2 separate regions of the Homo sapiens genome follow, and region 2 is linked to region 1. Evidence: chromatin contacts called from ENCODE Hi-C or POLR2A ChIA-PET data. All regions are on one chromosome and are shown on one strand. The core of a region is the stretch at or near the end of the contact, and the rest is flanking DNA. Distances in the headings are between cores, read along the strand shown.

Region 1 (5,605 bases), core at 2,844-5,343:
ATTAAGGGGAGTCTTAATTGAGCACACAGGCTCTCCTGACTTCTGCAGATGTTTTAATATATTCTGGCACTATTGGGAAATCATTAATGGCTTTCAAAAGGAATTCTGGAGGGATTGGGAAGGATTATATTAACTGTTGCTTTGGAAATACCAATCTGACAGTGTAGGGTAGGTTGGAGAGAGAAGAAACTTGAAGTATAGGAACATGTTAGGAAATTTTTCCAGTTGTCATGGATTTATGATATGGAATTTGGTTATTTGCAGAACAATTCAAAAGGAAAGGACCAATGTGAGAGTAGAACTTGGTGACAGACCTTGCTGAGGAGAGGATGGTTCCTGAGTTTGGAGTCTAGGAACCTGTTTGTGCCATGACAGAAATAGAAAAGTCTGAAAGAGTTGCTGGTTTTAGAAGGGAGATTGCTATGCTCTAGGATATGTTTGAATCTTGGGTGATTGGACTCTTAGGTCTCCTTTCATCATACCTGTAGTGACTTGTAATTTCCTTGTTCTTAGCTTCACAGTTGACTAAGCTTTATGAGGACAGAGATTGTGTCTGTTTTGTTCTGTATTGTCAGTGCCTGGCACAGTGAATACATTTCAGAAATAATTGCTGAATTAAAGTAGAGAAATGGCTTTTTTTTTTTTTGAGATAGAGTTTTGCTTGTTGGCCAGGCTGGAGTGCATTGGTGTGATCTCAGTTGACTCTAACCTCTGCCACCCGGGTTCAAGCGATTCTTCTGCTTCAGCCTCCCGAGTAGCTGGGATGACAGGCAGCTGCCACCATGCCCAGCTAATTTTATATATATTATATATATATAATATAAAAATATATATATTATATATATAATATAAAAATATATATATTATATATTTATATTAAATATATATTTTTATATTTTATATAAATATATATTTTATGTTTTTATAAAATATATACATTTTTATATTATATATAATATAAAATAAAATATATAAAAATTTTTATATTTATATATGAAATATAAAAAAATATATATATAAAAATATATTTTATATATATATATATATATATATATATATATATATATATATATATATATATAAGTTTTTGTTTCTGTTTTTGTTTTTTTGAGATGGCGTCTCACTCTGTTGCCAGTCTGGAGTGCAGTGGTACAGTCTCAGCTCACTGCAACCTCCGCCTCCTGGCTTCAAGCGATTCTTCTGCCCTAGCCTCCCTAGTAGCTGGGACTACGGGTGTGCACCACCATGCCCAGCTAATTTTTGTGTTTTTAAGTGGAGATAGGGTTTCACCATGTTGGTGATCTCAATCTCTTGACCTCGTGATCCGCCCACCTCGGCCTCTGAAAGTGCTGGGATTACAGGCGTGAGCCACTGTGCCTGGCCAATTTTTATATTTTTAGTAGAGACAGGGTTTCACAGTGTTGGTCAGGCTGGTCTCGAACTCCTGATCTCAAGTGATCCACCCGCCTCCACCTCCCAAAGTGCTGGGATTACAGGCATGAGCCACTGCGCCCGGCCAAAATGGCTTTTTTTTTTTTTTTTTGAGACGGAATCTCGCTCTGTCGCCCAGGCTGGAGTGCAGCGCGTGATCTCGGCTCACTGCAACCTTCACCTCTTGGGTTTGAGCAATTCTTCTGCCTCAGCCTCCTGAGTAGCTGGGACTACAGGCGCGTGTCACCATGCCCGGCTAATTTTTGAATTTTTTAGTAGAGACGGGGTTTCACCATGTTGGTCAGGCTGGTCTCAAACTCCAGACGTTGTGATCCACCTGCCTCAGCCTCCCAAAATGCTGGGATTACAGGCGTGAGCCACCGTACCCAGCTAAAATGGTTTTTTTTTTTTTTTTTCAAACTTTCCTATGGTGCTGAGAGAAATGGCTTTTAATAAACTTTTCAATTCTGAAATTCTGTCTTGATATTCAGATGTTTTGCAGGTAGAGGAAATAAAGAATTTAAGCTCAGTCAAGAGATAAGGGCTGGAGACACTATGTTTTGTGTGGTATTTGGGTGTAAACTCAAATGAAGTAGATGTCATCAGAAGCCAAATAAAGTTCTATAAAAACCAATAGGTAACAGGAACTTTAAGGAGTAAATTTTTAACAGAACTAGAAATTAAAGTAGATGTTACTGACAAAATGTTTAGATTAGTTGATTGAGAGCAAGTGCTTCTTTCGAGTCAGACAGAACTGAGTTTGTTTGAATCTTGACTTAGCTACATACTAGATATGTCAATACTTTTCTCAACTGTCAAATGAGGATAATGAGAGTACACCTGTCACAGGGTTGTAAGAGTTCAATTAGGAAAAAGAATAGCAGAGTACTTGGCATAACTCCTAAATAAATGCTAGTTTGATATTAATATTATTATTGTTAGTTTGATGGTCATGTTATTGTTACTTTTCAGGAAACAAACTGATTTATTTCCTAATGTCTGTACTTTTCTGTTGTCTTCAGTATTGTAAAAATTTTCCTACTTTTAGTTATTCATGTCTAAATTTTATTTAAGCTATTCCTGGTGACCCTGAACTCCTCTGATATTATAGTGGTGTCTTAGAAAAGCAGAACAAATTGGTATACTTTTTAAATTATCAAACCCTTTTCCTCAATCTTTTTTTTTTTTTTTTTTTTTGGGACAGGGTCTGGCTCTGTCACCCAGGCTGGAGTGCAGTGACACGATCTCAGCTCACTGTAACCTCCGCCTCCCGGGTTCAAGCGATCCTCCCATCTGACCCTCCCAAGTAGCTGGCATTCAGGTATGCGCCACCACACCCGGCTAGTTTTTGTATTTTTAGTAGAGACGGGGTTTCACCATGTTGGCCAGACTGATCTTGAACTCCTGAGCTCAAGTGATCCGCCCACATTAGCCTCCCAAAGTGCTGGGATTACAGGTATGAGCCACCATGCCCAGCCTCATGTGTTAATTTTTTAACGTAAAGTTGTGTTTGAAGACTTTAATTTCTAAATTGCATGAATTGGCTCATATTTTGCTGTGTCATTGAAAACATTTTATGTTCTCTTTCTATCTTGAACAATATTTCAATTGTAATTAGGTTGTGAGCTCCTTGAGATTAGGCGATTTGGCTAGGCTCCAGCGAAACTCAGTCATATATTTGTTCAATTACATTGAATTAAGCAGCAAGAAAGGCACAGTTTGAGAATTTCTAAAGTATTTTACCCCATTTTTTAATTATGAAAAATTTCTAACATACAAAAACCATTGAAAGATAGCACAGCGATCATTATATACCTACCACCTCAGTTCAACAGTTTATATTTAGCTATATTTAAAAAAATTCTCTTAATGTTTTTGCTGAACCATGTACAAGTTGCAGACATCCTAACACTTTCTTTCTTTCTTCCTTTTTTTTTTTTTTTGAGAGAGAGTCTTGCTTTGTTGCCCAGGCTGGAGTGCAGTGGCACAATCTCGGCCCACTGCAACCTCCACCTCCCGGGTTCAAGCAATTCTCTGCCTCAGCCTCCCAAAGTGCTGGGATTACAGGTGTGAGCCACCACACCCGGCCACATATAGTTCTTAGGTTTTTTTTTTTTTTTGAGATGGAGTCTTACTCTGTCACCAGACTGGAGTGCAGTGGCGCGATCTCAGCTCACTGCAACCTCTGCCTCCTGGGTTCAAGCAATGCTCTTGCCTCAGTCTCCTGAGTAACTGGGATTACAGGCATGTGCCACCATGCCCGGCTAATTTTGTGTTTTTGGTAGAGACCAGGTTTCTCCATGATGGTCAGGCTGGTCTTGAACTCCTGATCTCAGGTGATCCCCTTGCCTTGGCCTCCCAAAGTGCTGGGATTACAGGTGTGAGCCACTGTGCCTGGCCTTTTTTTTTTTTTTCTCCTATTTTTTTGGAGACAGTCTCGTTCTGTTGCCCATGCTGGAGTGCAGTGGTGCGATTTCAGCTCACTGCAACCTCTGCCTCCTGGGTTCAAGTTTCTCCTGTCTCAGCCTCCTGAGTAGCTGGGATTGCAGCCACCTGCCACCACGCCTGGTGAATTTTTGTATTTTTAGTAGAGACAGGGTCTCACCATGTTGGCCAGGCTGGTCTCAAACTCCTGACCTCAAGTGAGCCACCTGCCTTGGCCTCCCAGAGTGCTAGGATTACAGGTGTGAGCCACCGTGCCCAACCCAAGAAATTTTTTGCTAACTTGATGACTGTCTGCTGCCCAGACACACAATATTATGTTTTGTTATCTGTGCCACAGGTATTTCTGTTGTTGATTTAACATTTGTGATCTGGCACAAATTCTAGATTCAAGGGCATAGCTTAAATAATAATGCTTTAAAATATGTGTGCTATTTGTATCAGTTTGTTTAGCTGCTAGATAAATAAGAGTAGTGAGATTTCATTTATTCCTTTGGCAAATATTTATTCAACTCCTGCTGTGAACTAGGCCGTCTCCTAGTCCCTGAAATTACAGCTGTGAATGAACAAAGCAAACAAGGCTTGGCCCTGCTGTCACTTACCTTCTAGTGGGGAAGCCTCACAATAAGCACGATTAACATGCAGGTAGATATCTGTAATATAATGCTAGATAGGGGCAGTGCTTTTTTAAAAGGCCAGAAGAGGGATTAGGAAGTTATATTTTCTATTTTAGAAGGAGTTGTCTGAGAAGGCCTTTCTAAATACACGTTTGAGTGGAGAGATCTGAATGGAATGAAGATACTGGATAACCTTCCAGACAGAGAGGTCAGCAAATGTGGACACTTTGAGAGAGGGACATGCTTGGCCTGTTCAAGGAACAGCAAGAAGGCAGATGTTCTGGAGCTGTGTGAACTAGGGTGGGATTGTAGGAGAGGAAATTGGAGAAGTAGCCAGGGGTAGATCATATAGGACCTTCAGATTTCATTCTATCATGAAATAAAGCCTGTGGATGGTTTCCAGTAGGGGAATGAAGTGATCTGACTTAAGTTTTGTTTTGTTTTGTTTTTTGAGATAGAGTCTCACTCTATTGCCCAGGCTGGAGTGCAGTGGCATGATCTCACCTCACTGCAACCTCCGCCTACCAGGTTCAAACAATTCTCCTGCCTCAGCCTCCCGAGTAGCTAGGACTACAGGTGTACACCACCACACCCAACTAATTTTTGTATTTTTAGTAGAAACGGGGTTTCATCATGTTAACCAGGCTGGTCTCGAACTCCTGACCTCAGGTGATCCACCTGCCTTGGCCTCCCAAAGTGCTGGGATTACATGCGTGAGCCACCGCGCCCGGCTGTGATCTGACTTTTTAATTCACTATGCTATGTAGAGAACAGACTCTAGAAGTACAAGAAAGGAAGCAGCGAGATCACTTAGGATGTGGTGATTATGCACCTCCTAGTGAGAATTGATGTGATTAGCAATGGAGGGGGGAATAAGTAGTCAGATTTTAAATATATTTTGAAGATAGAATCAACAGGATATTTTGATTGTGATTAGAAAGAGCACAGTCAAGGATAACTCTGGGGTTAACAAATAGACATTGTATTTGAGGATATACACAGGGTTTACAGCACCTGTCTCTAAGCGGTGGCCTTAGCAGTGAGCTTTTTTTTCTTTTTGCTTATCTGTATTTACCAATTTTTCTATGCTGAACCTGTAATACTTCTGTAATAAA
Region 2 (5,325 bases), core at 2,331-4,830, 47 kb after region 1:
CCGCAACCTCCACCTCCCGGGTTCAAGTGATTCTCCTGCCTCAGCCTCCCAAGTTGCTGGGATTATAGGCGAGCACCACCACGCCCGGCCAATTTTTGTATTTTTAGTAGAGATGAGGTTTCACCTTGTTGGCCGGGCTGTTCTTGAGCTCCTGACTTCAGGTGATCCACCCACCTCGGCCTTCCAAAGTGCTGGGATTACAGGCGTGAGCCACTGCATCCAGCTTCTTTGTCATGTGTTAATGATAACTTAATATAATTGGTGATCAAAACATGAACTTTAAAGTTGCTTAGGTCTAGGTTTGAGTCCTCAGCTGTGCCACATATAGGCTGTGTAACTTTGAGGAAGAGGGGGAGGTAACCTTTCTTTAGTCTCATATTTTTTATCGATAAAAAAGGCCGAATATAGGACCTATCTCTGAGGTTACTGTAAAGATTAAATGAGATTATACATATCCTTACTATGCTCAGCATTTGGCACATAGTACACATTTGGTTTTATTATTATTAATACTACTGCTACCATCTCTACTGCCCTTCTGGAGTTTATTTGTACTGCATTTACTTTTTTCATAAGTATTTATTGAGTGCCTAGTCTATACCAGGCTCTGTATTAAGGCTTCAGTTTATTAACAGTAATGAGATAGTGCCTGCCCTCAAGCAGATGACAGTGGTGCTGAAAAGGTAAACTACCGTGCTCCAAAAGTCACCTACGTGGCAATAAGAGTTGTGCCTTAAGGCAAACAAGACTGACTTTCTTATTTCACAAACTTACTTAAATCCTTTTTAGCCTGAGCAACATAGTAAGACCCTGTCCCTACAAAATAAAAATAAAAAATTAGCTGGGCATGGTGGTGTGTACACCTGTGGTCCTAGCTACTTGGGAGGCTGATACGGGGAGGATCGCTTGAGCCAGGGAAGTCGAGGCTGCAGTGAGCTGTGATTGTGCTACTGCACTCCAGCCTGGGCAACAGAATGAGATCCTATCTCAAAACAAAACAAAAACAAACAAAAAGAAATCCTTTTCTTAGTAATTTATCCTGCTATCCAACTCCAAATAAAGCCTCCAACTTTTTCTACAGACTGAAGAACGCAAAGATAGCGATGATGAGAAATCAGACAGGAACAGACCTTGGTGGAGAAAACGTTTTGTTTCAGCCATGCCTAAAGGTAATTTTATAAAATATTAGAACGCTGTATTAGCAATAAGAAGCAAAGCCCCAGAATCTCTTTCAGAGAGCCAATGTCTCAACTCCTCTGTAAGACTTGCTGGGCTTAAGTTTCTAGCTACTTTGAGGGTGTAGAAAGTGGTTCCACTCAGATGAATGCTAAGGCAGAGCTTTAGAAATGTTCTTGTTCTTTGCAGGAAGTGATAGTGGTTTCATAAATGGAAGTCATGCCTGTCACTATTGTTTAAATATCATATACCATTGAAGTTAAACATATAGAGGACTTCTGACATATATATTGCTATTAATTATTGCAGGAAAATGGGACGTTATTGGTAATTAAACATTGAAAACTCATCCTTTACATTCCTGGAATAAGTTGAAGCTTTTTATGTCTATGTTCATTGAGAATGTTTATACTGTAAATATCAGTGAGTGTTTATTTTGGAAGGTAGCTGTATAAAATTGTTTACTTTTTTGGTGAACAGCCTGGCATCATTTGAGTTGGCAAAAGCATCTCTTCCTGAAAGAAGAGAGCATCCAGGAGTAAAGCTAGAAACTTATTCCAAAGGCCTCTTCTCAGCACGGTGGCACTCAGGAACTCTGGGGAGAGCTGCTTTCACGCCATACTCAAGCGCTTGATGAGGAGGAGAGAATGAAGCTAGGAGTTTTGAATGTGTTTTTGAGCAGAGGTTAAGAGTCAGTGGTTTTGATTTTAGTCCCAATGGATTCCTGTTAAATTATTCTTCCTATGACAGATGACTCCGAAGCAGGTTCTGAAAGTTCCTTTAAAAACCTTCATTACTATTTTAAGGACAATTATCAGTCAACACTTGGAATTTCTTAGCTTTTAAACTTTTCAGCCTCCTTTCACTTAGAAATGTTGGCACACCAGTTAACTTCCGAGTAGTGCAGTATGTTATATGTCACACTACTGACTTTATTTAATTTCCAGCTCCTATACCATTTAGAAAGAAAGAAAAACAAGAAAAAGACAAAGATGATCTGGGGCCTGACAGATTCTCAACACTCACAGGTTTGTAGACCCATGGACTTCCTGGCTCCTTCATTCCCAGAGCACATATTTCATAACACTTTTTCTTGGGTGCCATAAGCGTTGCCTTTCTAGAAGAGTGTGTCTGTGTGTACAGTGGGGAGTATGTTCTTCATAGCTCTGTGGTTTCCAGTTGGTGGCCACAGTAAACCTGTGTGCTCTTCCTGCAGACTGCCACCACCATCATCATCCTCATTATCATAACTCCGTTTATGATGAGGCCCCTGATCCTGAGCCTCTAGGCATACCCTACAACTCAACATCTAGTGGGATGATGACACACAGTGCCTTTTAGGAAAGTGTGGTGACAGTTTTGGTGCTGTGCATGCTGTATCTTTGGATCATTGATTGAATAGTTTTCTCTAACATTGATCGTAGAATTCTACATTTATTTTCATCTACAGTTTGTTCTTGATTATTCAGGATCACAGTGAAATTCTGTTTTACCTAATCGTTTCCTTTTTTGTGATAAAGTGTTTGTTCAAACAGTATCATAAATGCCAACCATTATAATGAAAGTTTTAAAAACTTTACTAATTTTTTACAGCTTGAACCATTTTAACATTGCCATCTGACCCAAGGAAAATACAGCTGGGGGTTGGGTTTTTACCTGATTAAGCGTTTGTATTTCTGCAGCTGCTTTTTGGCACATTATGAATGAGCACCCTAAAAGGACAGTTTGAGAGTAGTGTTAATGACCCAGTCTTGGGTTTGATAGCTGTGTATTGTTTCCAGTGGCTATTATAGAGCATCTTGAGCAAGTTTGTTCAACCCACGGACCGCAGACCACAGGCAGCCCAAGACAGCAGGACAGCTTCGAATGCAGCCCAACACAAGTTCATAAACTTAAAACAGTATGAGATTTATGCAGGAACCCTTTTTTTTTTTTTTTAAGCTCATCAGCTATCATTAGTGTTAGTGTATTTTATGTGTGGCCCAAGACAATTCTTCTTCTTCCAGTGTGGCCCAGGGAAGCTAAAAGATTGAACACCCCTGGTCTAGAGGAAAGTTCATTTCTCACCTCTTTTTTTTGATTTTGAATTGTTTTCCTACTAAGTTAAAGTGAAAATTTTTTTCATTAAACAATTTTATTTAAAAATGGGATAGATAATAGGATAAGAACATCCTCATCAAAGAGTTCAGCATTACAGGTAGAATCCCATTTTAATGCCTATTATTCTAATGGTTGGTTCCATATATTTATATGTATTTCCATATCCTAGCATATAAGTCCTTGCTTTATTTGAAATGGTGATTTCCCCAGAATAAAGGGTTTTGAACAGCAGGAGATGTGCTTACAGGCCACAGTTCCCTGCTGAGAGCAGCTAAGCCTGTCCTATTCAATCAGTAAATACTTGTTGACCATGTGACTCATGCCAGGCACTGTGCTAAGTGTTGTGGGTATTAAGTCAAATCACACATGACTCTTCAGGACCTTCCAGTCTGATTGGGAAGAGCTGGAAAGACATTGTCCTTTTGGCAAAGTATTTCTGTATCCTTACGACATGTTCCTAATGTTAGAAGAACACTAGCGTTTACAAAGTGAATTACTCTTAATGACATCTCATGTTTTTAAAATGTTGAATCAACAATTCTGAAGAAGTTATAAATTATTATTATGGTTTGTTTGTTTGAAGGAGTTATATTTTACTTATCCTCTTTAGGCAATATATTTTTCTTGGTTCTTGATACTGGAACTAGAAGCTAAGTAGAGTAGAATAAGTCTTTTTCATAAAGTAATTTATTTTCTTTGGCTGTGATTCAAGCAGATTAGCTTCCTTACTGGTCCAGAAATTTCTACCCAGTCCTTATTAATGACTCATTGAAAGTTTTCATTAAACCAATTTAAAAATGTTATAGGAGGAAATTTCCTAGCAGTCTGTTCATAATTCTGTGACCCTAACTACTGTTCTTTTCCTGTTATCTCCTAATCTTTTTCCATATTTGTACGTGGCTTTTTCTTGACTGAATTAGATTATGCATGTGACTTTGTATTCTTCTTTTACCAAGTTATTTTATAAAACCTCCCCCAATTTTTAGACATAGTTGGGTTTTATATCATTTTTATTAGCTATAAAATAATCTGTCATGGTTTTACTGCAGTGTAAACGTTCTCTTACTAATGGCTATTTAAATTGTTCCCAATTTTTTATTATGAAAATATTACAGATTTATATAAATTGCATTTTTTGTTTAATTATTCTCTGGGGGTAAAATTTTTAAGAACAGTGTTAATAGAAATAAAGATTATAAGCAACATTGTGGCTCTCACTGTGTTTGGCCATAATGTATTGTATTGTCCCTTTTTCAGACCTCTCAACAGCACTGAAAAGTAATAACCAACTGAGTGAGGTGGAGCATGCCTATTATCCCAGCTCTTTTTGGGAGGCCAAAGTGAGAGGATTGCTGGAGGCCAAGAGTTTGGGGTTACATTAAGCTATGTGCCACTGCACTCCAGCCTGGGTGACAGAGCAAGACCTTGTTTCTATTAAAAAAAAAAAAAAAGGCAGTAGCCACAACGTACTTCCCCTTCAAAACAAGATTCTGTAATGATAAATGCTTTATCAGTTTACATTTGGAGACAGATCAGATTTTATTAAGAATCTCTTATGAATTCAAATACTGTTATAGCAAAAATACTAAATTACTTTGGGAATCCTGTCTATATACAATTGTCCTTCAGCATACTCAGGGAATTGGTTCCAGGACTCTTGCCCCCCCACTTCATACCCTAATCCGTGCATACTGGAGTCCTGCAGTTGGCCCTGTGGAAACTGTGTATGTGAAAAGTTGGCCTTCCCTATATGCTTGTTTCACAGCTCTGTGTGAAATGTAGTGTTTTCTTTTTCTTTTCTCTCTCTCTTTTTTTTTTTTTTCTTTTGAGACAGTATCTTGCCCTGCTGCCCAGGATGGAGTGCAGTGGCGCGATCTCAGCTCACTGCAATCTCTATCTCCTGGGTTCAAGTGATTCTTCTGCCTCAGCCTCCCGAGTAGCTGGGATTATAGGCATGCGCCACCATGTCCAGCTAATTTTTGTATTTTTAGTAGAGTTGGGGTTTCGCCATGTTGGCCAGGCTGGTCTCGAACTCCTGACCGTGGGTGA

The links. A loop is a pair of places that touch in the nucleus more often than their neighbours do. ChIA-PET counts read pairs that join two places held with the same protein, here RNA polymerase II (POLR2A). Pooled maps may share reads with other maps.
Region 2: a map of psoas muscle shows a loop between it and region 1 (1.8-fold over the local background). The contact joins two enhancer-like sites. A Hi-C loop is called at or near these places in 2 of 168 maps with a recorded cell type or tissue (both psoas muscle) and 4 of 50 pooled maps. POLR2A ChIA-PET finds 5 or more read pairs at or near these places in 8 of 52 experiments (A673, Caco-2, H1 and 5 more).

What each region holds. Positions count from the first base shown.
Region 1 is chr9:125,292,823-125,298,427 of GRCh38, forward strand. It overlaps GAPVD1 (GTPase activating protein and VPS9 domains 1), which reads left to right. Exons shown (of 28, transcript NM_001282680.3): 3 at 2,636-2,752. Among named protein-coding and RNA genes, the nearest start is that of GAPVD1, 34 kb to the left of the region's middle. Within about 2 kb of position 4,094, at least 4 of the 41 ENCODE cell types and tissues checked have a DNase peak (open chromatin) inside an H3K27ac peak, as active enhancers do.
Region 2 is chr9:125,340,096-125,345,420 of GRCh38, forward strand. It overlaps GAPVD1 (GTPase activating protein and VPS9 domains 1), which reads left to right. Exons shown (of 28, transcript NM_001282680.3): 18 at 1,082-1,169; 19 at 2,124-2,204. Among named protein-coding and RNA genes, the nearest start is that of GAPVD1, 81 kb to the left of the region's middle. Within about 2 kb of position 3,581, at least 2 of the 41 ENCODE cell types and tissues checked have a DNase peak (open chromatin) inside an H3K27ac peak, as active enhancers do.